Linked DNA regions of Homo sapiens: all the other regions are linked to region 1. The links are chromatin loops, found by intact Hi-C in ENCODE. Cell type or tissue: PC-9. All regions are shown on one strand. Region 1 has its middle 13 kb from the start of LINC02561. Region 2 has its middle 11 kb from the start of AKR1C2. Region 3 overlaps AKR1C3 (aldo-keto reductase family 1 member C3). Region 4 has its middle 19 kb from the start of UCN3. Region 5 overlaps NET1 (neuroepithelial cell transforming 1). Region 6 has its middle 10 kb from the start of AKR1E2. Region 7 holds the start of LOC124902366 (a long non-coding RNA gene).

Region 1 (4,000 bases):
CCTAATATTGTGAAGGCACATTATCAAAACATAGGAACAATGTATTTCTTACCTAATATTGTGAAGGCACGTTATGAAAACATAGAAAAGGCTTTTCTCTGAGATGTGTGAAAGGTGGGACACTGTTCTTCAATGTCTCTGAGCGGCAGGTATTATTCATATATGAGATGAGATCGATAATACTTAAGTAACTGTTATACGATTACCCAAGGCATTCTGGGGCCACTCCGTTGATTGTTCAGTAATTGTTCTCAGGACGTATCAAGTGAGGTTGGGATGTTATTCAGAAAAGGGAGCCAGACTGGGAAATACTTTTTTATTTTTCAACTCAGCATTGAGTTTCCTGAATGTTATAACATTTTCCTAGGGTGGAAAACCTTTCTTCCAATGTAAATAAAGCCTTGGTTACTGGCGATACAGCCTATGCCTGTTTACACTGACGACAACTTGTTTTTAGAATGCATCTCTCAGCAGAATTGTTTTGAGGAATTCATTATACAGGACAGTAGATTCCATTCCCCGTGTCCTGACATTTCTCGACTGCTCTCAGAGGACGATGCCATTAACCCTTGATGCATTAAAGTTGATTTTCCTGCTCCATCTAAGTTTTATTCACAGTTTTCTTACATTGCAGTCATTCAAGTAAATCTCAGCATCTCATCAAGGATGTAATTTACCCTGAATAATACAAATGTAGCCCCAGTTCTTCTAGTTTGAGACCACAGTGTTTTGTTACTCATGTGTCAATTTCTGTTATGTTTAATTTTGGTCCCCAAGTGTGTGAAATCATAAGCTACTTTTTATTTCTTTTGTTCACTGCAGCTTTGGACAACTTTCTTTAGACCAGAATTAGTTCGCCCAGCCCTGGAAGGGTCACTGAAGAAACTTCAACTGGACTATGTCGATCTCTTCATTATCCACAATCCATTGGCTATGAAGGTCAGCTTTTGTTTTTTCCTTCTTATGCCCCAAACAGTTTCATCACTGTTACTAGCACCTCCATTGTCTCATTCCAGCTTGATTTCCTGGGTTCTTTCCGAGAGGGGTAGGTTTGAGTGAATTGCATAGAATTGCTAAATCATTCACGAGTCTCCTTCACAGCCGAATGACATTGCAATTTTCTGTCTGTGCTCATCCCCCAGCCTTAAGCGAGATGCAGGTTCGATGATCTCACTTCCTCTATGCTAGAAACATGAGGGCATTGCCCTGCATTTCTTAGTGCTTGTGTTCCTGAGTGTAGGTTCTGAGCTATTAGGTTACTACAGACTACAGAGATACAACGTGAAATCTCCACCTCTTTATGGTGAGGGTCTCTCCCGTATGTACCCTCAGCCCACAGGAGAGAGAGGTACATGGGATGGCACATGTGGCACAACTGGACTCCTTTGGGCTTCAGTGATCCAACCTCTCATCACAGTGGACATTGGCTGAGCACATCTGATGTCCTCATTATCCAAGTTGGGTGAGCATAAACGGGGGCTAAACACACTGATCAATAGTTATGGTAAGCGCTGTCTTCCACACCAGCCTGTCCTTCAGAAATGAAATAAATTTCAACTGTAGGGACGGCATTCTTAGTGAAGTGTGGGGGTGTATGGAGGAAGGAGCCTGCAGGTAACTGGAGAAAAAGTGTTTTGCTACAGTCTCTCAGACTGTTCTCATCTTTCTTTTTTCCCATGTCTTCTCTTACCAACCCTCACCCCAAACACGCACATGCACATCCACACATATCCATATCCACACACATACACTCATGCACACACACATATGCACACAGGCACACACACATGCACACACATACACACGTCTGCACATGCAGACACACAAGCACATACATCCACACACATGCACGCATGCATGTTCAGATTAATAATCACAGCCTTCTGAAAGTGGTGTGGCTAAGCTCCTTAGGCGCCAGAAAGGGAATTCTCATAGAAAACCTTCTTCTTTATCCTCTGTTTTCCAGCCTGGGGAGGAATTGCTGCCTAAGGATGCCAGTGGAAACATTATTTTTGATACTGTGGATCTTCGTGACACATGGGAGGTATGTTCTGCTGCAGACACCAGGTGGCACTGTGTGGTGAGGTTGGAATCACAGAAGGAGGGGTCAAAAGAGATGGGGTTTTGCTCCAGCAGTTGTTTGACCTCAGACGTGGAACTTCTCTGCGCCTCCGTGTTCTCATCGTTGAAGTGAGGGAGTGGAATGAGATAACCCCTACGGTCCATTTTTAATTTTAACTTCTATGGCTCTACATAGACATGGAAGCAGCTTTACCCCTGAGATCAGGTTGAGGACATGAGCCCTAAAGAGGAGTCAGCATAGAGAAGCACAAAAGGAGTCAGCGCTTTATCCCGGGACAGAAACACATCACAGAGGAGGAATAGCTGCGGCCTGACTCAGCAGGAGGGTGGAAGGTGCAGGACAGTGAACCCGCCCTTGCAACACCTATACCATTCATTTATTTTTATCGTTGTAGAAAGAGGTAGCAACAAACCCTTTACTAGAGGAAAAGCTGAGAGTTTCTTTTGCCCTTGACTATGGTGTAGTTTGTTAACTATTGCATCCTAACAGCAAAATAGGTACCATAGAAGAGAGTGGGATAGGTAAGAGGAAATGGAAAAGCAGCTTTATGTTTATTTGGTGTCCCCAGTGTGCATGTAATAGAATTAAGGAGACAAATATGTACGCAGAACAAGAAAAGGCATTCAAAATTAATTTATTCAAGGGATAAAACGGTTTGATTCATTATAATCGTAGTATATCATAAATCAGATTTTCGGTTTATAAAAAGTCAGTGACAAACGAAATGGACAAACTACAGTAAAGGTCTACCACCCATTTCCTCCCTCCCCAGGCCCTGGAGAAGTGCAAAGAAGCAGGTTTAACCAAGTCCATCGGGGTGTCCAATTTCAATCACAAACTGCTGGAACTCATCCTCAACAAGCCAGGGCTCAAGTACAAGCCCACCTGCAACCAGGTGAGCCGTTAGCCCACCGGGGCCTTCTCTGACTTTCTGCTCTTTACACACTTCCTGCTTAATCATGCTTCCAAGTTTCTGGCTTTATATCACCTGTGTAGATGACAGCTACTTTCATAGAAATAGAAAATACTAGAGAAAAACAGTTTGAGTGGAGTAGAAGAGCCTGACTTCAGTTCTTTGGGGATGGGTGTGAAGTTCCTATGAGACAGCCAAGCGGAGGCAGAGTTGGGAGGTGGTCGCTTTGGTCTGGAGCTCAGGGGGTGGAGGTGGAGACACAGTGTTTGAAATTATTGCTGTATAGATGGTAACAACTCACAGACAAGGATTAGCTCTCCTAGGGAAAGTTCATGGAATGAAAAGGAACAGGCAGGAAAGTTCACAGGAGAGGGTGAGGCAGAGAGGCACTGGCAAGGAGATTGAACAGGAGCTGCCAGACAGGTGGAGACAGCCAGGAGACTGTGGTGTCGGGAGCCAAAGAAAGAGCATTGAAGTGGCTTGAGTCAGACATAGGTAGGTCCTACTGTGAGCAAACACTCCAATAGGGAAAGATAAAAGTGGCTGGATTTAGTGGCATGGAGGTTATGGGAAGCCATGCAGGGCCTGATCCAGAGTGGTAAGCACTAAAGCCAGATCAGAGGAAAGGAGTGAGAAAGAGGAGGTGTATAAATCGTAATCAAAACATATGATTTTAAAAGAAACATCCAATATAGCCAAATATCAAACATGATTTATGACATTGTTAAGTTTAAAGCTTTGTGTAGACCATTTTGATAATTATACAAAAAGCAGTTCAAAAATGTATACTCTGTCTTAGTTTTATATTTCTAGGGATATTTGTAGACAAGACGTGTTAAAAACTCCCATCTATATTATATAGTAATATAATATATATTAACATATATATATAATTTCTAAAACCAAATGATTAGAATTTTGAATATCCACAAATGAGGAATTAATTAAAGTTCTGATGGCTTCATAGAGATCTTTGAGAGGATATTATGAAGACTAATAGCAAA
Region 2 (4,000 bases), 270 kb after region 1:
CTAAAAGGGCCTCAGATACATCCTGAGCTATTGTTTTAGAGGATGCTAGCCCCAATGTGTGGTGACTTCCATGTAGTTTTAAGCCTGTGCCTGCTCAGAGACTAAGAGATGAGGCTTGGGGGCCTCTGCCTAGATTTCAGAGAATGTATAAAAATGCATGGACGTCCAGGCAGAAGCCTGCTGCAAGGGTGGAACACTCATGGAGAACTTCTTCTAGGGCAGTGTGGAGGGGGAATGTGGGGTTTGAGCTCCCACACAAAATTTCCACTGGGGCACTGCCTAGTGGAGCTATGAGAAGAGGGCCACCATCCTCCAGAACCCAGAATGGTATATCCACTGAAAGCTCATACTGTGTGCCTGGAAAAGCTGCAGACACTCAATGCCAGCCAGTGAAAGCAGCCATGGGGCCTTTACCCTGTATAGCCACAGAGGTAGAGCTGCCCAAGACCCTGGGAGCCCACCTCTTGCATTAGTGTGGCCTTGATATGAGACATGGAGTCAATAGAGATTATTTCGGAGCTTTGAAATTTATTGACTGCCTTTCTGGGTTTTGGACTTTTATGGGGCCTGTAGCCCCTTTGTTTGGGCCAATTTCTCCATTTTGGAACAGAAGCATTTACTCAATACCCCATTTCCATTGTATCTAGAAAGTAACTAACCTATTTTTGATTTTATGACTCATAGTTGGAAGGGACTTGCCTTGTCTCAGATGAGACTTTAGAATTGGACTTTTGAGCTAATGCTGAAATAAGTTAAGACTTTGGGGGACTGTTAGGAAGGCATAATTATCTTTGGAAATGTGAAAAGAATGTGAGATTTGGAAGGGGCTGGGGCGGAGTGATATGGTTTGGCTCTGTGTCCCCACCCAAATTACATGTGAAATTCTAGTTCCCACTGTTGGGGAAGGGGCCTGGTGGGAGGTGATTGAATCATGGAGGCTGACTTCTCTCTTGCTGTTCTCATCATATGGTTCTCCTGAGATCTAGTTGTTTGAAAGTGTGTAGCACCTCCACCTTCTTTCTCTCTCTCTCTCTCTCCTGCCAGCAATGTGAATATATGCTTGCTTCCCCTTTGCCTTCCTCCGTGATTGTAAGTTTCCTGAGGCCTCCACAGCCATACTTTCTGTACAGCCTGTGGAACTGTGAGTCAATTAAACCTCTTTTCTTTGTAAATTACCCAGTCTCAGGTAGTTCTTTAGTTCTTTATAGCAGTGTGAGAATGGACTAATACACAAGAATACAGTCAGAGCAAAGTTTCACTATTCTCACATTTCCTCGGTACTAATCAAATATGTCCATGCTCTGCTCTTGGCCGTCTATGGGAAGGTGGGGTTTGCAACACCTTACATTGTCTGGGGACCCAGGGCTGGAATTGCTCCCTCAGTGAATCACTGGGGGTGGGATTGACAGAGATAGGGGGTCCATATGCTTAGGAAAGTGGATGTAATTGGGCTGTACCAATGAGGAGTCTGTGTTAGGGAGGGTAGTTCTGTGTCTACAGAACACAGAGGGAATTTATGCTACTACAGGTAGAAATTATAAGCCCCTGGGGACATCCAATGTCAGTCTTCTTTTACCTAATTTGGGACATAACTGTCAAGTATGTTTTCCTTTATACTGGAGAATAATGTTAGAAATGATATCTCCTGCCTATCTACAAAACTCCTCTATAAAAATGTAGAAAAGAAAGAAAATAATTTTCTCATTCAAAAGGCATTAAACCACACTGCAATGTGCACCATAGGTAATGTCTAATGAAACTACAGGGCACTGGAGCCTTAGACCCTGCCACTTTGTTGACACCTACTGGGCAACCAAAGGAACTAGTACACAACTGCCTAGTGGTTATAGATCAAGAGTCTTCCAGGCGACCAGATCTGAAGGACACAGCCCTCCAGGGTGGAGACTGGATGCTCTTTGTGGACAGAAGCAGCCTAGTCACCAACAGAAGGAGGAATGCTGTCTAGGCTATAGTGACTCTCTTGGAGGTAATAGCTGCAAGAACTCTCCCAACAGGGACTTCTGTGCAAAAGGCTGAGTAAATTGCCCTTATGAGAGCCTTGCATCTGTCCAAAGGTAAGAGAACCAATATCTAAACTGATTCCAAATATTCTTTCATGATAGCCCATGCACACAGAGCTATTTGCAAGGAAAGGGGCAGATAATACTAAAATTAAATATGCAAAGCCATGTTGGAGCTATTGGAGGTATTGGCAACCCCAAGGGAAACAGCTGTTAGACATTGTCCATGCCATCAGCACAGGAATTCCAATCTAGCTAGAGGGAACGCTTTCACTGACTGCACAGCCAGGCACCCAACCAATAGCAGTGCTGAGGTCCAGGCACCTTTAATTCCCCAAATAGATCTGACAGCTTTCAAATCCCAGTATCCTCTTGAGGATAAAAAGGCTACCAAGGACAGAGGATGTATTCAAGATAAGAAAGGTTGAAAACTAAATGATGAAGGCGTGGTTTGGATGCCAACACACCTTGTTCAACCAATGCCAAAATATACACATGATAGCATGCATTTCGGATGAGATGCCTCATTAACTTTCTTGCAAAAATATATAAAAGGAAAAGGCCTGAAGGCTCACTTGGAAAGGATAACACAACAGTGAGACCTTTGTGCTAAAAACGAGCCCAGTAACCATAGCAGAGGACAGCCTGGACAATAGGAGAGAGGTTTTGCTTTGGAAAAATAAATTTCTAAATTGACTGGGGCATGTCTCAGGTATTTGGGGCTCACAATACCTAAATAAATTAAAAGCAGAAACTAAAACATGTTTTTGAAGCAATGTTAGTATTCATGATAACCTTATTCATAATAATTCTATTCACAATAATCAAAAGGTGAAAATGCAAGTGAGCATCAGCAAATGAAAGGATAAACAGAGTTTAGTGTCTACAAAGGGACATTATTTAGTTTTAAAAAGGAAGGAAATTCAGATACGTGCAATAATATGGTTGAACCTTGAGGACATTTTACTAAGCCAAATAAACCAGACACAAAAGGACAAATACTGTATAAGTCCAACTATGTGAGGTGCCTAGAATAATTAAATGCAAAGACAGGAAGTAGAATGGTGGTTGCCAGAGGATGAAATAAAGGGAAATGGGAAGTTGTTGTTTAATGAGCAGAGTTTTAGGTTGGGATGATTAAAATTGTAATATATGTATACTGGTGATGCTTGCTCAATAAGGTTGATGGACTTAATGCTAATAAACTATATGTTTTAAAATGGTTAAATGATGAATTGTATGTTATACATATTTTACCACACTAAAGAAAAGGTTTAATGACAAATAACAAAGCCAGGATACATCGAAGATCTACACCCATTTCCTTCTTTCCTAGGCCCTGGAGAAATGCAGAGATGCAGGTTTAACCAGGTCCATCAGGGTGTCCAGTTTCAATCACTAACTGCTGGAACTGATCCTCAGACAAGCCAGGACTCAAGTACAAGCCCACCTACAACCAGATGAGCCCTTAGGGCCACTGGGGCCATTTCTGACTTTGTGCTCTTCACATACTTCCTTACATTAGAATAATGTAATTGTTCAGTATGTTGTGCTTTAATTTTTTAAGAAAATGTCAAAGGCTAGCCATGACACGGTTATGTGTATTTCTTTTAACTTTTCCATAAATATTAAATAATGTAATTGTTCAGAAATAGAATCAGAATCGTTTCATAAATATTAGATAAGGTAATTTTTCAGAATTAGAATTAAATAATGTAATTTAGGTCTCCAAAACTTTTTTATTTTCAATATTTTTAACTTTTATTTTAAGTTCGGGGGTGCACATGCAGGTTTGTTATATAGGTAAACTCATGCCATGGTGGTTTGTTCTACAAATTATTTTGTTACCCAGGTATGAAGCCTAGTACTCATTAGTTATTTTTCAAAATCTTCTCCCTTGTCCCAATTTTGATAAATTGGTAGAGGCAACAGCCTGAATAGAGGTTCATTCAAGTGTAGGAAGAGAAGAATTAGATACA
Region 3 (4,000 bases), 180 kb after region 1:
ATATTATATGTATTTATGCAGATATACCCACATAAACATTTGCCATAAATATTTGGCAATGTGGCAAAGTGTTAACAATTTTGAATATAAATGGTTATGTTGAATCGTGTATTATTTTTATCAAATTTTCTGAAAGTTTGAAAATTATCATAATAAAAAATTGAAGGACTAATATTAAAACTGCATTTTCTTAATGTTTCTATTTGGATATGATGGAACTGTATCATTAGGCCAAATTCACAAATTTTATACACTTCACATTTCAATGGTAGATCTTTACTCATTGGCTCTAAGTTGTATAAAAGAATAAAAAAGTGTAAATTAGCAAAAAGGTAGAGTGACTTTAATTTTGAATTTTTTTGTGACATTTGGGGGAAGTCAATTTGATCAAGGAGGCCTGGAATCATTAACAATAACTCAGGGGGAAAAAAGGACTTATCCCTAAGCTATGAAAAAACCATGCATAGAATAGATGTGTTTAAACAACTGATTGGATGACAGACCCCAAAGAGAAGTAGCAGACTAAGACATGGGCAGTGATAGGTCAGGTCTATGTTCTGCTAAAGTTCCTCAGTGTTGATTTCATCCACTGTGAACAGTTACCTCCATAAACAGGTAATTTTTCTCTTTTTTTTTGAGACGGAGTTTCACTCTTGTTGCCCAGGCTGGAGTGCAATGGCGTGACCTCGGCTCACCGCAATCTCTGCCTCCTGGGTTCAAGCGATTCTCCTGCCTCAGCCTCCCAAGTAGCTGGGATTACAGGCGTGTGCCACCAAACTCAGCTAATTTTTTGTATTTTTAGTAGAGATGGGCTTTCTCCATGTTGGTCAGGCTGGTCTCAAACTCCCAACCTCAGGTGATCCACCTGCCTTTGCCTCCCAAAGTGCTGGGATTACAGGCGTAAGCCACTGCACCCGGCCTAATTTTTCTCTTTCTGACATGGATGACTTTCATTGTCTGCAGCTAATTTTTAGTATATCTATGCCCCTGGTCAAGAATTGTTGAAACATCAAGAAGAGGCATTCAGACATCCAAATTCCATGTAAACCCCTAGCACCTCTCTTCTCTTATTCTAACTCTCTGTTCACGTACAGCTCATTTCATCTTTTCCTAGCTTCATATCTATACACCATTCCCTCCAAATCACCTTCACCCATGCACTTTCTGGTCATCTTTCATAGCTTAGAGGTAAGTCCACCTTTCCTTGAGTTCTAATTGATGATTCCAGGCCTCCCTGATCAAATGGACCTCCCCTAAATATTACACACGATTCAGCATTAAACTCATTCCAATTTTTCCCTAATACTTTTCCAAGCAGGGTACAAACAAGAAATCTTCACGCCTTTCTTGACAGAAGCTTTGCTCTCTAGATAATCTTCTACTTCACAAAGATAACTGGGACAAAACAAACAGATATTTGGCAATAGGACAGGAAGAGGGGGCATGAAGAACCGAAAGGAGAGAAGGCCAAGGGAGCTCACCTGGTTGCAGACAGGCTTGTACTTGAGTCCTGGCTTGTTGAGGATCATCTCCAGCTGCCTGCGGTTGAAGTTTGACACCCCAATGGACTTGGCCAATCCTGCATCCTTACACTTCTCCATGGCCTGTGGAGAAAGGGGTTGTGAGGAATTATTTGTGCAGTTGGCTGCAAATCACGGTAAATGCAAGACAGAACTGTGAGAGCAACAACTTTCAAAGTATGACAATGAAAATAGCTAGCAGTGATTGTCAAAAAAAGAAAAATTCAAACAGCAAATAGGGGAAGAAGATAGAGGCAGCAAGAGTAAGAATTTCTATCTCTTCCTTAGGAAACTGGATAGATTAATGCACAAGCAAGGAAAGAGATTCCTGTCCTCCTTGCCCCCAAGTCTTGTGCCCCACTCTCTAAACATTCCTTTTGTGTTTTTCCCTTCATCTCACCAAAGCTACTCTTGTAAAGTTTCTGAATTTCTAGATCTAATGGTGCATATTCCATTCTTTCCTATTGAACCTGGGAAACAGATTTTCTCTTTTTGTCATCCTTCTCTGTGTCCTCTCCGCCAAGCACTCACCTCCCAGGTGGTACAGAGATCCACTATGTCAAATATTACTTTTCCATTTTCATCTGTTGGTGAAAGTTCCTCACCTGGCTGAAATAGAAGCAGTCATTTTAATGATGTCACAAATTAATTTCTCCACTCATAGCTGTAACCCCAGGTACCTTTAAGGACACTAATCCTCCATGAGACAGGTGGTACAATGCTCCAGAAAGTGATATGTGCTAAGTGTTTTACATATGAAGGTATAAGGAATGTATTCAGGAGACAGGCTTCCTCTAATCTCTTACAAATATTATATGCATGGAAAAGGACCATTTTCTAGGTCTTAATCAAGTTTCACAGTTGACTTATGTCACTTTATTCCGCCCTTATAATTTCCTCTATTGAAGTACCTCTCTTTGATTTGGAAATACCTTGATATCCAAAAATAATGGATTGTACTCTTGTACACGGTAGGATTATCAGACCACCTGAAGAGTTGATAGTCTTTGGGCAGGACTGTGAATCACATAGGGTCAGCAGAAGTTGGGAGACCCAGAGGAGTTGTCTTATGGTGATGACCATGAGCCTTGAGCTGCTCCAAAGCCATAATCGCCACCAATGAAAAAGTTTGGGTCAACAATAATAAAAAAAAGTGTTGGAGTTTAGAGATAAGAATAGACAAATGATACATTTTTGTAGACTATTTCATATCCTTAAATGTAGCCATGTCTTTGACTTCCCATTTTACATAACTCAGTAAACTCTTTTGCATTAACTAGCCTGAGTAGTTTTCTGTAACTTTAAATCAAAAGTTATACACTACACAGTAATTCCTGGCTAAATACAGCTTCAAACTCTATTGTGAAAGAAGAGGCAGCAGAATAATAAAGCTTTGCAAGTCCACATTAAGGGTTTCTAATTTAAGAACCATGCATAGTGGCTTCCACCAAATCTGCTTCAGCTTGAAATGGGGAGAGATGGTGGAAACTCATTGTGCATCACATGTGCAGCAGTTTTATTGGGCACCACAACTGCATGAAACTCTGTGTCTGGGAACATCCCAAGAGATGGACTCAAAAGCCACAACTAAGACAGTGCCTTGAAAGAGACTATTGTAATTTCAAGTTTTTGAGGAAGAGGCTTTGAGGTTGCTGTACTCTCTTCTCTTGTAGGTGTGCATTAGAGAAGTAGGATTCAAAATTTACTCGAAAGAAAGGAAATTAGGTGTTCCACTTACGGTTCTTCTTCTGTGTGATAATCCCTACATCCTCCTAATAAAAAGCTCTGTTCAACTATCCAGATAAACAATGTTTATAATGACAGCAGAAGCGCAATTTTATGCTCATACAAACTGCATACCTTTAGAGACATTGGAGAATGAATAAGATAGAGGTCAACATAGTCCAATTGAGCTTTCTTCAGTGAGTTTTCCAAGGCTGGTCGGACCAACTCTGGTCGATGAAAAGTGGACCAAAGCTGCAGAGGTTAAAGAATGGAGGTGATTTTGAATGAATGCTTGAGCAAATCTTATTACTTTGTGCCATCTAGTATTTAGATATTTTCCTACTGCTTCAAAATTTATGACCACTGGCAAACATATTCTCTTCCTTCTCATGATTCCTTTGGCTCTGACCTATCCTTATAAACTTTATTATACGTTGGATGTATAGTTTGTACATCTACTGAATGATAGGAGTAAATTCTTAAAATGTAAAGATTAGTATTAAGTAATAACTATGATGTTACCTGAATTATCTTCAGTAGAGTTTACAACTCATTTTAACAGTCTAATTCTTCTATCCATTCAACCCAATGCTTAAGAATAGCTATTTATGTTGCTTAGAAACTAAAGCAACATAAAAGGGGGGTAAAACAAGTTTTGAACATGCTCACTATGCTGGACACAATTTAGGACAATTTAAGTGTCTATTATTTAATACTCCCAGAGCTTTCTTATATTGCTTTCTATCTCACTGATA
Region 4 (4,000 bases), 100 kb before region 1:
AGTTTATTAAGAAAGTAAAGTGGTGAAAGAGCGGCTACTCCATAGACAGAGGAGGATGGTCCCGAAAGTAAGAGGAGGAACCTGTCTACCCTAGGTATAATACTTGTTTATATATAATATTAAATCATCATGGGAGATATGCTCTGCTACAAGGATTTGTGATAAAGGATTAATTTTCTAATTACTATATTTTGCAAAAATTGATATTATTATCATTAAAGGAAAATTAGGAATGCTTCTGTTCTCAAGATATCGGGATATCAGGACACTCCTAAGTCTGCCTCTATTTAGTAAACATTAATTATCTGTTTCCTTGACCATAAACATCTAGAGACTACGAATATCTAACTTTCTGGGAATGCAGCCCAGCAAGTCCCAGCCTCATTTTCTAGCCCTCACTCAAGATGGAGTCGCTCTGGTTTGAACACCTCTGACACAACTTTCCAAAGAGGTACAGGAACTTATGTCCTATCTTGAGGCCACAGTAAAGAGGGCAGACTCGGAGCAGGGCCAGAAACAGGTTATGTTGGTCAATGAAGTTGAGTGGCAAGACTGTTGATGAGAGGGAGAGAGGAAGAGGCTTGGCTAGCACAGGTGGCCTTGTTATGTAGATGAAGTCTCCCTCAGAGAGAATAGATAGTAAATGCTTCTTTTAGACTTTCAAGGGTCAGAATCCCAACCTCTCCTGGATCTGGGTAAGATAAAGGAAGTGGGGTGGGGTTATGGCTGCATTCATAGAGATCCTCTACAGATGCAAAATTTCCCCCCAAAAGCCCCAACTTTGCAAGGCCACTTCCATTTGCTGGCCTAGTGGCAGTCATTTTAAAAAAAAATGTTAAATGGCTGGATGCAGTGTTTCACACCTGTAATCCCAGCACTTTGGGAGGCCGAGGCGGGTGGATCATGAGGTCAGGAGTTCAAGACCAGCCTGGCCAAGATGGTGAGACCCCTCCGTCTCTACTAAAAATACAAAAAAATTAGCCGGGCATGGTAGTGGGCATCTGTAATCCCAGCGACTTGGGAGGCTGAGGCAGGATAATTGCTTGAACCCAGGAGACGGAGGTTGCAGTGAGCCAAGGTCATGCCACTGCACTCCAGCCTAGGCGACAGAGCAAGACTCCGTTTCAAAAAAAAAAAAAAAAGTTAAATATTTTGGGGTAAAATATTTTAATTTCCTGCAGATGTAATTCCTACTTTAGAGCCCAGTTCTATTGTTACCTGCTCCATGAAACTTCCAGAATCTTCCTCCTTGTGTCCTCTCTGAGCTCCCAGAGCACCTGTCTGCTCCACCCCAGGGTTTATGGACAGTGGAGACACACCATGAAATGTCTCACTGCATTGAAAATTTGTAGTAAGTACTCACTGATGAAAAAAATGTTTAATGTGTATGTCCTACGTAGTGCCTTACATTTTTATTAGGCTTTTACTAAGTATTTAACATTTATTGGCCAGGTGCAGTGGCTCATGCCTATAATCCCAGCATTTTGGGAGGCCAAGGAGAGAGGATCACTTGATCCCAGGAATTCGAGACCAGCCTGGGCAACATAGTGAGACCCTGTCTCTGCTTAAAAAAAAAAAAAAAATTAGCCAGGCGTGGCATGCAACTTTGGTCCCAACTATTTGGGAGGATGAGGTGGGAGGACCACACGAGCCCAGGATGTTGAGGCTGCAGTGAGCCGTGATTGCACCACTGTGCTACAGCCTGAGCAACAAAACAAGACTGTCTCAAAGAAATAAAGTAAAATAAAATAAAATTTATTCTTCAACGTACATGTGTTGTTTCTCTGTTCAGCCACTGGAGGGCACTAGTGAAGTCCTTAAATAACTGATCCACTGTTGAGATGAGTTTTTCATGCTCTAGAGGTTGTGTGTGTGTGTGTGTGTGTGTGTGTGTGTGTGTGTGTGTGTGTGTGTGTGTGTGTACATGAGTACTGACGCATCGAGAAAAATACTATTTATAGATTTTCTTTTGTTTTTAAAAGTTAATAATCTACTAAAGATAATAACCACAGTCTTTCTTAAGGTTTTGCATTCAGCTTGTGAATCTTATTATTCATAAGCCTAGAAAATTTGTATAATCACTTTTAAAGGGAATACACATGAATTTTGGGTCTCTTTTACAGTCTTAGATAAATGCTCTTAAATATTTTAGGTTGCCTATAAATTTAATATATTCTATTTTCTTTTGAGGGTTTTGACAAACTTTCCCAAGTACTGTAAATAATTCTTTAAAAATCTAATAAATTAAACTATACCTATGGTAATTAAGTACTCTTCACTGTTCTAAAGCTGTCTACAAGTGATTAAGATTTGTACTTAAGATCACAAGTGTAAATTTATTGACAACATTTACACTTCTAAAATTGGAATTACATGGCTGACTACGATTGTATTAGGCCAAACACTCTTAAATATTATAAACGCTGTATTTGAAATGCCAAGTTGGCACAGCTTCCTTATCACAGCAGCTTCAGTACATCCTTATTTAATGGATTCACTTACAATTATTTATTGAGCACCCATCACGTGCTCGTCACAGTTCCAGACATGGGGGACACAGCATTGAACAAAACAGAAGAAACCCCAGTCCTCATGGAGTTTATGTTGTAGTGAAAGACAATAAACACTATAAGGTAGTAAATTATACCACAGGTTAAAAGATGGCAGGTGCTCTTGGGGAAAAGTAGAGGACACTAAGAGGGAATGGATTGCAGCTTCAAAAAAGTGGGCATTGTAGCCTCCAAAGAAAGCAGCTTTGACAAGGACTTCAAGGGAGTGACAAGGGAGGCAGCAGATATTTGAGGAGAGAACATTACTAGTAAGAGGAACTATTAGAGGAGTTCAAACCAGACCGACTCCATCCTGAGTGAGCGCTAGGAAAATGAGGCTGGGACTTGCTGGGCTGACTCCCAGAAAGTTGGGTATTCCTGGCCTCAAGATGTTTATGGTTAAGGGAACAGATTGATAACATTTACTAAACAGACTCAGACTTGGGAGTGTCCTGATGTCCTGATATCTTGAGAACAGAAGCATGCCTAAGTTTGCTTTAAATATAATAATATTGATTCTTGCAAAAAATAGTAATTAAGAAAATTAATCCTTTATCACAAACCCTTGTAGCAGGGGACATCCCCCCAATCTTCTTTTGTCCTATATATAAACTAGCATTGTACCTAGGGGGGACAGGTTCCTCCTCTTACTTTCGGGACCATCCTACTCTGTCTATGGAGTAGTTGCTCTTTCAATTCCTTTGCTTTGGCCCTTGGACTTGCCCTGGGTTCTTTTCTGCATGAGATCCAAGAACTCTCTATTGGGGTCTGAATCAGGATCCCTTTCTGGTAACAGAACCAGCAATGAAGATTTAGAAGGGGGAGCCACGGAGGGAGAAGGAAAGCAGTGGAGTGTCCTGGAAGCCCAGTTGGAAAAAAGTCTATCCAGGAGGAGGTCATGGTCGTGGTCCCATGTGTTACAGGATACTCCTAAGTCATGTGAGTGAGGGCTGGGGCTTGGGTGCTGGATTTAGGCTGACCTTGAAGAGAGGGTTCAGTGGAATGATAGGGATGCAAGCCGGATTAATGGGGGTTGAATGGAGAGAGAAAGAAGAGAGTATAGAGAAATTGTCAGAGCGTTGCTGTAAAAGAAGGCAGAGTAACGTGCTACTCTCTGGAAGAGGCGATAAGTCAAGAGTTGTTGGCTGGGTGCGGTGGCTCACACCTGTCATCCCAGCACTTTGGGAGGTGGATGCGTGAAGATTGCTTGAGCCCAGGAGTTTGAGACCAGCCTGAGCAACATAGTGGGACCCTGTCTCCATTTTTATTTTTTAAAAAGTATTGTTTCTAGCATTGGAGAAAGAAAAATGGGTTTGCTTGCTAGTGTGAATGATGCAGAGGGGGAGGTGGCATCAAAGATGTGGGAGGAAGACAGAAAGGTTGTTGGATCCATGTCTTAAGTGGGTGAGAGGGGATGGGAACTTAGAGTGTGACACAGAGGTTGTCCCTAC
Region 5 (4,000 bases), 150 kb before region 1:
AGCTAATGATCCATAACATGAAAATTCAATTGACATCAGAATTAAATTCTTCATATAAGATATCCAAAGTCCAAATACGTAATACAATGATCATGTTATATGCTTATGTAAGTCCAAGGTCTTATGTCATTCATTTGACCTGTATTATTAATATTTCATTCATTAATTCAATATTTACGGAGTATCTATTTTATCTATCTATCTATCTATCTGTCTGTCTGTCTATCTATCTATCTATCTATCTATCTATCTATCTATCTATCTATCTATCTATCTATCTCAGGCACGGAGGCATATAAAGTAGAATGGCTCCTAGCAACAGGCATCAAATAATTGTACTAACAGATTATGTTTAGCTTATTACATAAAAACTGTTGTATTTAGATGTAAGTCCAAGCAAAAATCAGGGGGAGGGAGGAATAACTTTAAGAATGTCACATTCTAGTTTTTAACTCTAGCTATACATGAGAATCACCTGGTATCTTTAAAAAATAAAAAGAAAAATCAAATGTTCCTAGGTCCCAATGTCACTTATCCTCATTTCCTCCCCTATTCCTCCATTCATATATGGAATTGGTCTGGAATAGGTCCCGTAGCACACTTCTCCTGCTACACAAGCCACCCTCAGGTGACTCTGATCTGCAGCCAGGGTTGAGTATCTCTGTTTTAGCCAATCATTATTTTCAAAGTATAAATACAGCTTAATGCTACTGGGATCATCAGAACTTCAAGCCTTTTGTTTGATTCACTATTTGTACTGAGCAGGCTTTTCTATAGCTCTGAAAAAGTAAAAGTTAACTCTGTAGAAAACTCACAGCAATGCAAATAAATTTTGTAGGTAGAGATGCAGATGAGGATATTAATATTTTATATATAATTTGGTAATCTCAGTCCACCATTCTTTCCTTCAGTGACTAGTGTATGTCAGTGTTTCCTAGTCCTTTGATCAGCTTTTCTATAATGTTGGTTAACTCATTAATAAGTTAATTCTTTGACAGGTCTTTACTTTTAAAGAAAAAAAAAAACAGAGCAACTAGCATAACCAAAAAAAAAAAAAAAGAAAACCCACAAATAAAATCCACAACAAAGAGAAAGATTCCCCTTAAACCTCAAAATATGAGCAGAGTGACAAACCAGACAGTTATGAGGCCCACAAAGTATCAGCATTTGTGTATGATGAGGCAGAGGGAAGGCACGGGGTTTTTCTGATGGCCCTGGGAACAGGAGAATCCCTTCAACCTCCCCTGAAGCCTCAATGGCATACTAGTCTCAGAATAGCAGCCTCATCTGGGAAAGGCTCTGAAGGATCTTGTTCTCAGGCTGAGAACAAGAACAATGCCATGCAAATAGGTGTTAGAGCAGTCTGGGCCATGTAAACTCTTGAAACTGATACTTCTTTTAGAAAAACTCCTAGGAGTAGACTCCAGACTGAGAAGAACAGGGCAACAGAAGCAAAGACAAGAAAAGTTCCAGATAAAAGAGAAAGGGAGCAGAAAAGATCTCAGAAAGGATGAAACCATACTTTGAAAAATCACCTTGTGAACACAACACAAGAGGGAGCTCTAGAGTTATGAAGCTGAAAAGGCTATCCTGGCCTATTCCTCTCACCATACAGGAAACTTACTGCACTGAAAAATGAGCGACAGAAGTATTAAGAATTCCACTTAAAACTATTATAAGGAAACACAGACTGGAGTAGAATCATGTCTCTACAGCGTGAAGTAAATTAAGAAAATTACAGAAGCTCTGAAGAAACATAAGACTCAGAAATTAGGTGACTGGAGAAGGAATTGAAATGAGAGGTGATAGAACTAAGAATTAAAAATAAAAAAAATTATTTCAGAATGAAAAGTACAATGCTTAATGCATTAGGGAAAAAAGGAGGATGGCTTTAAAAATAAAAAGATAAAAAGTTTTGAGAAAAAGTAATAAATAGAAAAGATTTTAAAAGATGAAGATCCAAGATAATATAAAGGGTACAGAGGGGAAACAAAATACAATAAATACCAAAAGGTATAATTCAAGAAAAAAAAAGTTCCTAAAACAAAAGATGACCTGAAACTACACATTTATTATGACTTTGAAAAGACATAGTTTATGCCAGAACACAATGGAGTAAAATATTAAATATACTCAATGAAAGAAAAGGTGAGCCATGGGTTTCATATCCGTCCAAATGAACCTTCAAGTATAAAGGTTGCAAACAAACTGAAAAGAACATGCAACATGCAAGTACTTGGGGAATACCATGAACACTGCCTGAGAATCTACTCAACTCCAGGGCAGGGGTCAGCAAACTTTTTCTGTGAAGGGCCAGAGAGTCAATACTTTTGGCTTTACAGGTCCTATGGTTCCTGTCACAACTGCTCAGCCCAGATACTGCAGTGTTTACGAAGGCAGCTATAAACAAAACATAGAGAGATCAGTCACATATGGCTTGTGGGTCATGGTTGCTGACCCCTGTACTAGAGAATGAGCTTCAGAAACCAAAACAAACAAACAAAAAAACTAGAAAGGACTCAACATGAGGACTGGTGCTGAGAATTAAATATATATTTACCAGTAGAACTAAGACTACCTGATGGTTATCAGGGTCTACAGTATAGCTCGTAATGGCTAAAAGCTCTGACAAACTATTTTTAAAAATGGGAGGAAAGTGGTGAATGTACATGAAAAGTAAAATAAGCTCACTTACTGCCTTAAATGCATTAACTACAAGTCAAGCAATAGTATTTCAAATCAGAAGAGAAAGAGGGTAGGGAGAAGTGCTAGTTAACTAAATGCTCATAGGAATTAACCCATTTATAGTAGCCCAAAAGGTATTACATAAGGTATCAGTATAAAGAACCATTAGAACAAAAACACAAACCTACCTAAATATCAAAAGATATACCAAAGCAAAGAGCAAACATACAAACAAAACATTAAGAAAGACAGTAGGCTACATACAGTTCATCCAAGAAAGTGGAATACTATATATATATAGTTGCTTATATATTTTAAAAGTGGAAGGATAAACCATAAAATTAAAAAAAAAAAAGATTTCATCTGAAAGAGTGAGTAGGGTAGAAGAGTCAGGAATATGAACAAGAATCCTCTGTAGAATGACTTCAAAATTCTACATAATTCTGTCACACAATTATAAGATAAATTTAAAAAGCAGTAATTCTTAAACAATAAAATTTTTTTTAAAAACCAAATGAGCTGTTGGTGTAATTACACACAGAAGTGAGTGTAATAATTTAAAAACACAGTAATTTGACTGTACATCCCTACTATGTTATAACCTATAGGTTTAAACAAAGCTGAAAAATGCAAGAAAACATAAAACGTTTTCAGTAATCAATAATAATGCAAGCTGTTGTCTTTGAACTGTAGTATAAATCAAATGCATAATTAAATCAATGTCTCTGGACTTTTGGTGAAGTTGAAGGAACTCTACATAGTAAGACTGATAAGATTAAGTTAAATCCCTTTATCTTTGAATCTGAAATTTCAATATAAATTCATATTTTGTTTTGTTTTTCTAAAATTATATTTATCTCCTAGCTCTATTCATTAAAAAGTCCTATCAACAATGACCAATCCAGTAGAAGGGAGTATTCCCAATGCCCAGATTTTAGCCTCTACCATTTCCCAAAGCAACCAGACTCCTTTTAGAAATGACTGATTCCAGGCATAGAGCAAAAAAATAGGACCTGCAATAATTTGTCATCCTAGAAGACAAGGAGGCTATTAAGCCACTAGATGTGAGATAAAGGTCATGTCAAAAGGACACAGGAACCATCCTGAAACAGCATCCAACAGCCAAAGACAGATATGTGAGGCATCAGTAAGAATAACTGAAATGAGGCCAGGCGTGGTGGCTCATGCCTGTAATCCCAGCACTTTGGGAGGCCGAGGTAGGAGCACTGCTTGAGACTAGGAATTTGAGGCCTTCCTGGCCAACATAGTGAGACCCTGTCTTTTCTACAAAACAAAATTTAAAAAAAACTGAATC
Region 6 (4,000 bases), 470 kb after region 1:
CAATGCCTCTCCTGGACCCAAGGATGGGTGAGTGACTGCTCTCTGGCCAAATGGCTGCTGCTTCATCCCTTGGTGAGAGGCACTCAGAGGGACGACTCGCAGCCTCAAGGAGGACGCCCTGTTCCTCTGGCCCAAAAGCAGCGAGAGCCTGATAACCGGGAGACAAGAGCAGGGGCCATCCACCTTCAGCAGGGACTGGCTATCCAACTGGCTTCTTCACCAGCCTGGTTGGAATTAAGTCCACTGGAAGGAAACAACAACTATTTTTAATATTAATTTAAGTTGTTTTTTTGTTTTGTTTTGTTTTGTTTGAGACGGACTCTTGCTCTGTCGCCCAGGCTGGAGTGCAGTGGCACAATCTTGGCTCACTGCAAGCTCTGCTTGCCGGGTTCACGCCTTTCTCCTGCCTCAGCCTCCCCAGTAGCCGGGACTACAGGCGCCTGCCACCACGCCCAGCTAATTTTTTGTATTTTTAGTAGAGATGGAGTTTCACCATGTTAGCCAGGATGGTCTCGATCTCCTGACCTCGTGATCCGCCCACCTTGGCCTCCCGAAGTGTTGGGATTACAGGTGTAAGCCACTGCGCCTGGCCTTAAGCTTTTACATTGGAATTTGTTTTGCCTTAAATTGGAAGAATAAAGACTGATTGGATGAATTGTGGAATCTATAGAAGGGAATATTCTGCCACTACTGAAATCCATGTGGTGCAGCCACACATGCTGATAGGGAAAGTGTCCAAGGTCCCACATTCAGTGAAAAAGCAAGACGTGTGATATGGTTTGGCTTTATGTCCCCACCCAAATCTCATGTTGACTTGTAATTCCCAGTGTTGGGGGAGGGACCAGGTGGAAGGTGATTGCATCATGGGGGCAGATTCCCCCTTGCTGTTCTCGTGATAGTGAGTTCTCATGAGATCTGATGGTTTAAAAGTGTGTGACAGTACCCGCTTCCCTCTCTCTCTCTCCTGATCGGCCATGTTAAGATGTGCTGGCTTCCCCTTTGCCTTCTGCCAAGGTTGTAAGTTTCCTGAGGCCTCCCCACCCATGCAGAACTGTGAGTCAATTAAACCTCTTTTCTTCATAAATGACCCAGTGTCAGGTAGTCATTTATAGCAGTGTGAGAACAATTAATACAACGTGGAATTTGATAAATATGATACATACATTCAAACACTTAATATACTGTATATACATACACACACATATACACATATGCATACATATACAAACATACACATATGTAAATACACACATACATACATACAAATACACAGACATGGGCACATAGACATACACACAAAGATGTACTCACAGACACACAAATACACAGACACAAGTACACAGACACACACACATATACTGTATACACACACGTGCATACACATATGTAATATGCATACACATACACAGAGACACAAATAAACACAAATAGACACACATACATACACCCACATAGACACACTCACCCCAAAGACACATACACATTCATATACACACACACACCCCATCTATCTATCCATCTATGTGCTCCATATGCACAGAGAATTTTGCAGTAAATGAGAAATGTAACAGTGATTACCTACGGGAGGGAGCAGTAAAGCATAAGACAATTTTTAAAATGCTGCATGTTGTGAGACTTTTAAAACACACATGTCTTAATTTATGATTTTTAAAAACGGTTTATAAATGGAAGAAATGTGAGAAAAGACATTTTTATATTTACTTGCACAGGCAAAAAATGTAAAGCCAACATATTTTTCGGAGCCTCATTTTCTAAATAATTATCTTCTTATTGATTATTTATAGATTGATTCAGAGAAAAATCACAAATTGTAAATCAAGTTGATTAGGATGTACTTCACTTGAGCTTTGGAAATATTTTGTGAATTCATTAATTTATAAATAAAATTGAGGGAAAATAATGGTATAATTAAAAATAGTTCCTACATGTTAGTGGACAACTTGCCTTCTAAGTTAGGACTTCAAAGTTGGTGAAACCCTTGTGCGCTTTATAGATTGGTTCTTCCTGCCCTCTGGTGGCCATTAATCGTTCCTACATATTAGTGGACAACTTGCCTTCTAACGGAGGACTTCAAAGTTGGTGAAACCCTTGTGCGCTTTATAGATTGGTTCTTCCTGCCCTCTGGTGGCCATTAATCGTTCCTACATATTAGTGGACAACTTGCCTTCTAACGGAGGACTTCAAAGTTGGTGAAACCCTTGTGCGCTTTATAGATTGGTTCTTCCTGCCCTCTGGTGGCCATTAATCGTTCCTACATATTAGTGGACAACTTGCCTTCTAACGGAGGACTTCAAAGTTGGTGAAACCCTTGTGCGCTTTATAGATTGGTTCTTCCTGCCCTCTGGTGGCCATTAATCGTTCCTACATATTAGTGGACAACTTGCCTTCTAACGGAGGACTTCAAAGTTGGTGAAACCCTTGTGCGCTTTATAGATTGGTTCTTCCTGCCCTCTGGTGGCCATTAATCGTTCCTACATATTAGTGGACAACTTGCCTTCTAACGGAGGACTTCAAAGTTGGTGAAACCCTTGTGTGCTTTATAGATTGGTTCTTCCTGCCCTCTGGTGGCCATTGCTCAAAATGCAGACAGAGCTGTGTGGAGGTGAAACAATGAAACTTTTTTTGTTTTTTCGCTTTGTTTTGTTTTGTTTTTGAGACGAAGTTTCGTTATAGTCACCCAGGCTGGAGTGCAATGGTGCAATCTCGGCTCACTGCAACCTCCGCCTCCCGGGTTCAAGCGATTCTTCTGCCTCAGCCTCCCGAGTAGCTGGGATTACAGGCGCCTGCCACCATGCCCAGCTAATTTTTGTATTTTTAGTAGAAACGGGGTTTCACCACGTTGGCCAGGCTGGTCTTGAACTCCTGACCTCAGGTGATTCGCCCGCCTTGGCCTCCCAAAGTGCTGGGATTACAGGCATGAGCCACTGCACCTAGCACAATGAAACTATTAATACAGCCCAGGCAGTGACTCACAGAAGCCTGAGAAATCCTCTCAATTTCCTCATTTTAATTTTGCAACATAATCTTGCTATCTTGATTAGTCTCACTCGATATTACTGACATAAAATCGAATTATGCCATCTCAAGTATTTCAGTTATATATTAAATTATCGAAAGCTACAGTAATTTTCTGTAAAACTTTTACATGTATAGTATATTGTTAGACCTTACCACAATAAGGGGTGTTTTGCAAATAAGAAAATAAAAACACTTTTAAGTGAACTTATTTTTTTTCTTACTGTTAGGTAAGTCCTTTAAATATTCTATATTTTTGTTTCACATTACCACTCCGTATGTTCTGTCAAGTGTACACTTACTATTCAGATTCCACGAGGAATAGAGTGACTCCGAGGGAGGCTGGTACACTTAGTAAGTGGCAGGCCCAAGGGTTGGAAAACAATCTGGCTCCTGAGTTTGTGTCTAAGCTTTCCTTCTTTTAAAAATCCATAGGGTTAATTGTGAAGTAATTTTTAAGCATTTAACTAGAATGTGTTGATAATGTGCAACTTGTAAAATCTTATAAGATACAATTTTTGTTTAAGGCAATGTTTGTTTACCTTTTTTTTTTTTTTTTTTCCTGAGACAGAGTCCTGCTCTGTTGACCAACCTGGAGTGTAGTGATGGGAGCTCTGCTCACTGCAACCTCTGCCTCCCGGTTTAAGCCTTTCTCGTGCCTCAGCCTCCCGAGTAGCTGGGATTACAGGAGCATGCCACCAAGCCTGGCTAATTTTTGTATTTTTAGTAGAGACGGGGTTTCACCATGTTGGTCAGCCTTGTCTCAAACTCCTGACCTCAAGTGATCCACCTGCCTTGGCCTCCCAAAGTGCTGGGATTTCAGGCGTGAGCCACTGTGCCCGGCTGGTTTACCGTATTTTTTAATACACTAATATGTGTTAGCCTCAAAGACCTAGTTTCTTCTATAAAGTTTATAAACCAGGCTTCATGATTTTAGGGGAGATGACTTTTTAGAATATCTAAA
Region 7 (4,000 bases), 210 kb after region 1:
AGGTAGAAATTATGGGCCTATGGGGATCTCCAATCTCAATCTTTTACCTAATTTGGGACAACTGTCAAGTCTGTTCTCCTTTATATTGGAGAATAATGTTAAAAATGAAATCTCCTGCCATTCTACAAAACTCTCTATAAAGTAGAAAATAAAGAAAATAATTTTCTTATTAAAAAAGCATTAGGGCTGGGTGCAGTGGCTCACACCTGTAATCCCAGCAATTTGGGAGGCTGAGGCAGGCGGATCATGAGGACAAGGGTTCGAGACCAGCCTGGCCAACATGGTGAAATCACATCTCTACTAAGAATACAAAAATTAGCTGGGTGGGGTGGTGCCTGCCTGTAATCCCAGCATCTTGAGAGGCTAAGGCATGTGAATCACTTGAACTCAGGAGGCGGAGGTTGCAGTGAGCCAAGATTGTGCCACTACACTCTAACCTGGGAGAAAGAGCAAGACTCTGTCTCGAAAATAAATAAATAAACAAATAAAATTTAAAAAGCATTAAACCAGGCTGCAATGTGCATCACAGGTAACATGCTAAAGAGATTACAAAGACAGAAAGAAATCTCACCCCTTTATATAGCCAAGAAATATAATCCTTACATGCATCTTCTTGAGATAAATGATAACTGGTCTTCATGTAATAAGGCCTAACACCACCATTTTTTATAACATTCTTTCAAACATTCTTTTTATAACATTCTCCATCCTAAATTCACCTGGTAATTGGGGTATCCTTCTGTGCTAGACAGTCACCTTTATCCCAAGGAAAAATAACATTTCTTTATGACAAGCAGGCAGTTGTAGCTTGGAGTAAGGGGCCCATGGAGATAGGAAGTTATCTTTCTTGATATTTTCATTTCCAAAGAGTTGTCTCTCTTACCCTTAACACAACACTGGCAGGTTGCAATTCTGGCTAGAGGCTTAGTCAGCTTTTCAAAAAACTGACATGCATAATAAAGGGACTAAGGAAGAGTTTACAAATACAATTTTTTTCTTAAGAAAATAGTCTAAGACATGAGCATAGAAGAAAAGGTCTCTATCCTTATTGGCAACAGGAAAAACTCAGCTTTTACAAATGACCCTTACATTTGCCTAGAAACTTGAAGTTCAAGCAAGCATGCTTTCTAAACAGAAGGCTTTAAAGATTCTAATTGCAGTCACATACTCTCCTCCCTGAGGTGGATCATTACCTCGTATTTTAGTGATCAAATATAAGCATTTATTTTGACTTATGCCAGGGTTTGGCCATAAATTAAACACATTTGTAAATCCCTAATACTTAAATTGCTGCTCAATAGTACTAGAACCCAGAGATAAGTGTCACATAGGCTGGTCTTCATTCCCACCTGTCTGTAGCTATTAAATCATAAGAGCCAGAAAAAAAACAAATTCTGCTATTGCTAAAGTCAAAGACAAAGAAAGCTGGGTACTGATTAACATGGTGAGGACAGGTTTTATCAGTAACATAACATCGCAGTAGAGAAGAGGTCCAGCGTGAACTGAACTGAACTATGATCTATGCAAGATGACTCAGCATTTTAAAGGGAAAATGAGGGAGAAGGGAAAGGCTGAGCAGAGACTGAGTGGAATCAGCCAAGCGGAAAATTACAAAAAGTAGGAAGGGGCTGCTTGGGCCATGTGATTAGTCCCTCTGGGTTTGCTAACTGGAACTAAGGGAAGTTGGACTCCTGCCCTCTGTGAGACTGGGAGACAGGCATTTCTTCAGACATTGCTGGAACAAATACTGAATTCTTTTGGAAGCCGTGAGTTTTCTCAGGCTGGCTCTTTAACAGGGCTTGGTTATCTATTGATGTAGCCTTGAACTGTTAGAAATTATGTTTGGGTGTGTTCAGATCCTTACAGACCAAGGCGAGGCCTATTTCAAAAGAGACTCAGAGGAGCCTGGGGAAAGTCTGTTCAAGAAGAGAATCCGTGCCACTGTGTGGGGTGGTCTGTGCCTTAGTCACCGTGAGTTGTGAAAAACAGGTGTTACCAGTACTGACACGCCTCTAAGGAGTCTTTGTCATATTTGATTTGGTCCTCATGCTCTTTGGATTTTACTCTCATTATGTAGAGAGGGAATAGACAGAGCCCATGAGAGCAGGGAGAGTCTCTGCCACTGATCTCCCTTGCTTATTTATTCTCTTGCTCCTGATCTCTTACTCTCCTGCTTTGCACCATGGAGCACCACAGCAGGAAGGCTCTCATCCAATGAGATCACTATGGCCTTGGAATTTCCAGCCTCTGGAGCCATTAGCCAAATATACCTCTATTGTGTAAGAACCAGCCAGTTACAGTTATTTTGTTATAGCAACATAAAGCACAGTAAGATACAGCCATATAATTCTCTGTAAATAAGTGGAAATCCATTGTGAGGCAACAAAAAGAAATGTTTCCAGAGTAGCTGGGACAATCCACTTCAGCCCATCAATACCACCCCATAGAAGCAAAGCAGACATGAAGATCACCTATCAGGGCTCCTAAAATACCCCCAAAACACTGGTTAAGTCTAAGCCTCCTTCTAACAGGCTGTCTTAGTTCATGACAGCTGCTATAACAAAAGACTGCAGACTGGTTAGTTATAAATATCAGGCATGGATTGCTCACAGATCTGGAGGCTAGAAGCTCAAGATCAAGTGCAGACAAATTTAGTGTCTAGTGAGGCCCTGCTTCCTGACTCATAGATAGCTGTCCTCTTTCTATCCTCATGTCACAAAAGGGACAAGCACTCTCTCTTGAATCTCTTTAACAAGGACACTAATCCCATTTATTATGGTTCCACACTCAAGATCCAATTGAGACAGAAAAATAGGGTCTGGAGACAGGGAACACAAGGCCAATTCACACTTCAGCTATGACAGGAAATGTCCTCTCCATAAGGTATATTCCAGGTAAATGACTTTGTAACCTCACTTCACCCTTTTCATTTACATAGTGTGTACACCAGGCAACCAGTGAAAATCCCTAGAGAGTATTTAAACCCCCACAAATTCTGTAACGAGGCCCTTGAGCCACTACGCTCAGGCCCACTTCCACAATGTGGAGTGTACTTTTATTTTCCATAAATATCTACTTTTGTTGCTTCATTATTTCTTTGCTTTTTTGTGCATTTTGTTGAATTCTTTGTTCAAGATGCTGAGAACCTGGACACCCTCCACTGGTAACATATTTTGCTGAGCCAGCCAGGAGAAATTCCAGCAGAAGCTAGGCCCAAAGATTAGGATTTATTTCTCTCCTTTCCTTTCTGTTTCATACAGGGGAATCTCTCCTTGGTGGGCAGTGCCTAAACACAGAGAAAACTGCAGAATTCTGGCTATGGCCAGTGAAAACTAAGGGTGTCCATGTGAAGGCACCTAACCGTCACCAACCAGTTTGCTTAAGGGACCTGGGTCTTCTCTTTTTTTCCTTTCTTTCATTTTCAGCCTCTCAACAACTGCTTTCTAGCAGCTCCTTGAAAATTGAAGGCAATTGGCTGGAGTCACTCCCAGGTATTGCCTGAAGGCCTAGGAATGAATGGGACTATTTGCCCTGCGCAGAAGGCGGAAGGGCTCTTTTCCTTTTTTTTTTTGAGACAGAGTTTCACTCTTATTGCCCAGGCTGGAGTGCAATGGTGTGATCTCAGCTCACCACAACCTCTGCCTCCTGGGTTTAAGCAATACTCATGCCTCAGCCTCCCAAGCAGTTGGAACTACAGGTGCCTGCCACCATGCTGGGCTAATTTTTGTATTTTTAGTAGACGGGGGTTTCACCATGTTGGCCAGGCTCATCTTGAACACCTGACCTCAAGTGATCCACCTGTCTTGGCCTCTCAAAGTGCTGGAATTACAGGCATAAGCCACCATGCCTGGCCAGGAATTCTTGCTTTTTAGGGTTTCGCTTAAGTTTTAGGTTATAAGGATAAGAATTCTAGTTAACACATAATTCAGTAGGCAAAATGTGCTGGAAAAGATTATGTTAGTAGTGAGAAAAAGAATAACTTTGTATAATTCAGAAGTTA

The links. Peaks named below come from ENCODE experiments on the same cell type or tissue, not always from the same donor. Only the 100,000 strongest peaks of a DNase experiment are listed, where the experiment ranks them.
Region 2: it touches region 1 in a loop (8-fold over the local background); 25 of 110 quality-filtered maps call a loop at or near these places.
Region 3: it touches region 1 in a loop (15-fold over the local background); 37 of 110 quality-filtered maps call a loop at or near these places.
Region 4: a loop joins it to region 1, with 5 times the contacts of the local background. A loop is called at or near these places in 16 of 110 quality-filtered maps.
Region 5: it touches region 1 in a loop (7-fold over the local background); 9 of 110 quality-filtered maps call a loop at or near these places.
Region 6: a loop joins it to region 1, with 34 times the contacts of the local background. A loop is called at or near these places in 14 of 110 quality-filtered maps.
Region 7: it touches region 1 in a loop (6-fold over the local background); 3 of 110 quality-filtered maps call a loop at or near these places.

What each region holds. Positions count from the first base shown.
Region 1 is chr10:5,281,754-5,285,753 of GRCh38, reverse strand. It overlaps the pseudogene AKR1C7P. Among named protein-coding and RNA genes, the nearest start is that of LINC02561, 13 kb to the right of the region's middle. RefSeq lists an enhancer at 994-1,288. In PC-9, a CTCF peak has its summit at 2,046 (motif pointing right); DNase peaks (open chromatin) are centred at 1,123, 2,093 and 2,383; H3K4me3 peaks cover 1,315 bases; H3K27ac peaks cover 3,618 bases.
Region 2 is chr10:5,012,978-5,016,977 of GRCh38, reverse strand. It overlaps a transcript of AKR1C2 not described here. Among named protein-coding and RNA genes, the nearest start is that of AKR1C2, 11 kb to the right of the region's middle. In PC-9, CTCF peaks have their summits at 1,519 and 1,729; DNase peaks (open chromatin) are centred at 2,547 and 3,377; H3K4me3 peaks cover 3,895 bases; H3K27ac peaks cover 4,000 bases.
Region 3 is chr10:5,096,931-5,100,930 of GRCh38, reverse strand. It overlaps AKR1C3 (aldo-keto reductase family 1 member C3), which reads right to left. Exons shown (of 9, transcript NM_003739.6): 3 at 3,381-3,497; 4 at 2,052-2,129; 5 at 1,482-1,604. Among named protein-coding and RNA genes, the nearest start is that of AKR1C3, 4.5 kb to the right of the region's middle. In PC-9, no CTCF peak of the experiment used is centred here; no DNase peak of the experiment used is centred here; H3K4me3 peaks cover 2,793 bases; H3K27ac peaks cover 1,950 bases.
Region 4 is chr10:5,382,005-5,386,004 of GRCh38, reverse strand. No RefSeq gene overlaps it. Among named protein-coding and RNA genes, the nearest start is that of UCN3, 19 kb to the right of the region's middle. RefSeq lists an enhancer at 318-936. In PC-9, CTCF peaks have their summits at 1,594 and 1,799 (motif pointing right); a DNase peak (open chromatin) is centred at 1,804.
Region 5 is chr10:5,431,755-5,435,754 of GRCh38, reverse strand. All of the region lies in intron 3 of NET1 (neuroepithelial cell transforming 1), which reads right to left. Among named protein-coding and RNA genes, the nearest start is that of NET1, 21 kb to the right of the region's middle. In PC-9, CTCF peaks have their summits at 1,333 and 1,551 (motif pointing right); no DNase peak of the experiment used is centred here; H3K27ac peaks cover 1,664 bases.
Region 6 is chr10:4,814,030-4,818,029 of GRCh38, reverse strand. No RefSeq gene overlaps it. Among named protein-coding and RNA genes, the nearest start is that of AKR1E2, 10 kb to the left of the region's middle. RefSeq lists enhancers at 2,466-2,515, 1,952-2,599. In PC-9, CTCF peaks have their summits at 2,078 (motif pointing left) and 2,284 (motif pointing left); DNase peaks (open chromatin) are centred at 2,604 and 3,005; H3K4me3 peaks cover 540 bases; H3K27ac peaks cover 1,028 bases.
Region 7 is chr10:5,069,446-5,073,445 of GRCh38, reverse strand. The region is part of intron 3 of LOC107984198 (a long non-coding RNA gene); the gene reads right to left. It overlaps LOC124902366 (a long non-coding RNA gene), which reads left to right and starts at 477. Exons shown (of 2, transcript XR_007062039.1): 1 at 477-4,000. It also overlaps a transcript of AKR1C3 not described here. In PC-9, no CTCF peak of the experiment used is centred here; DNase peaks (open chromatin) are centred at 1,585 and 1,925; H3K4me3 peaks cover 2,152 bases; H3K27ac peaks cover 4,000 bases.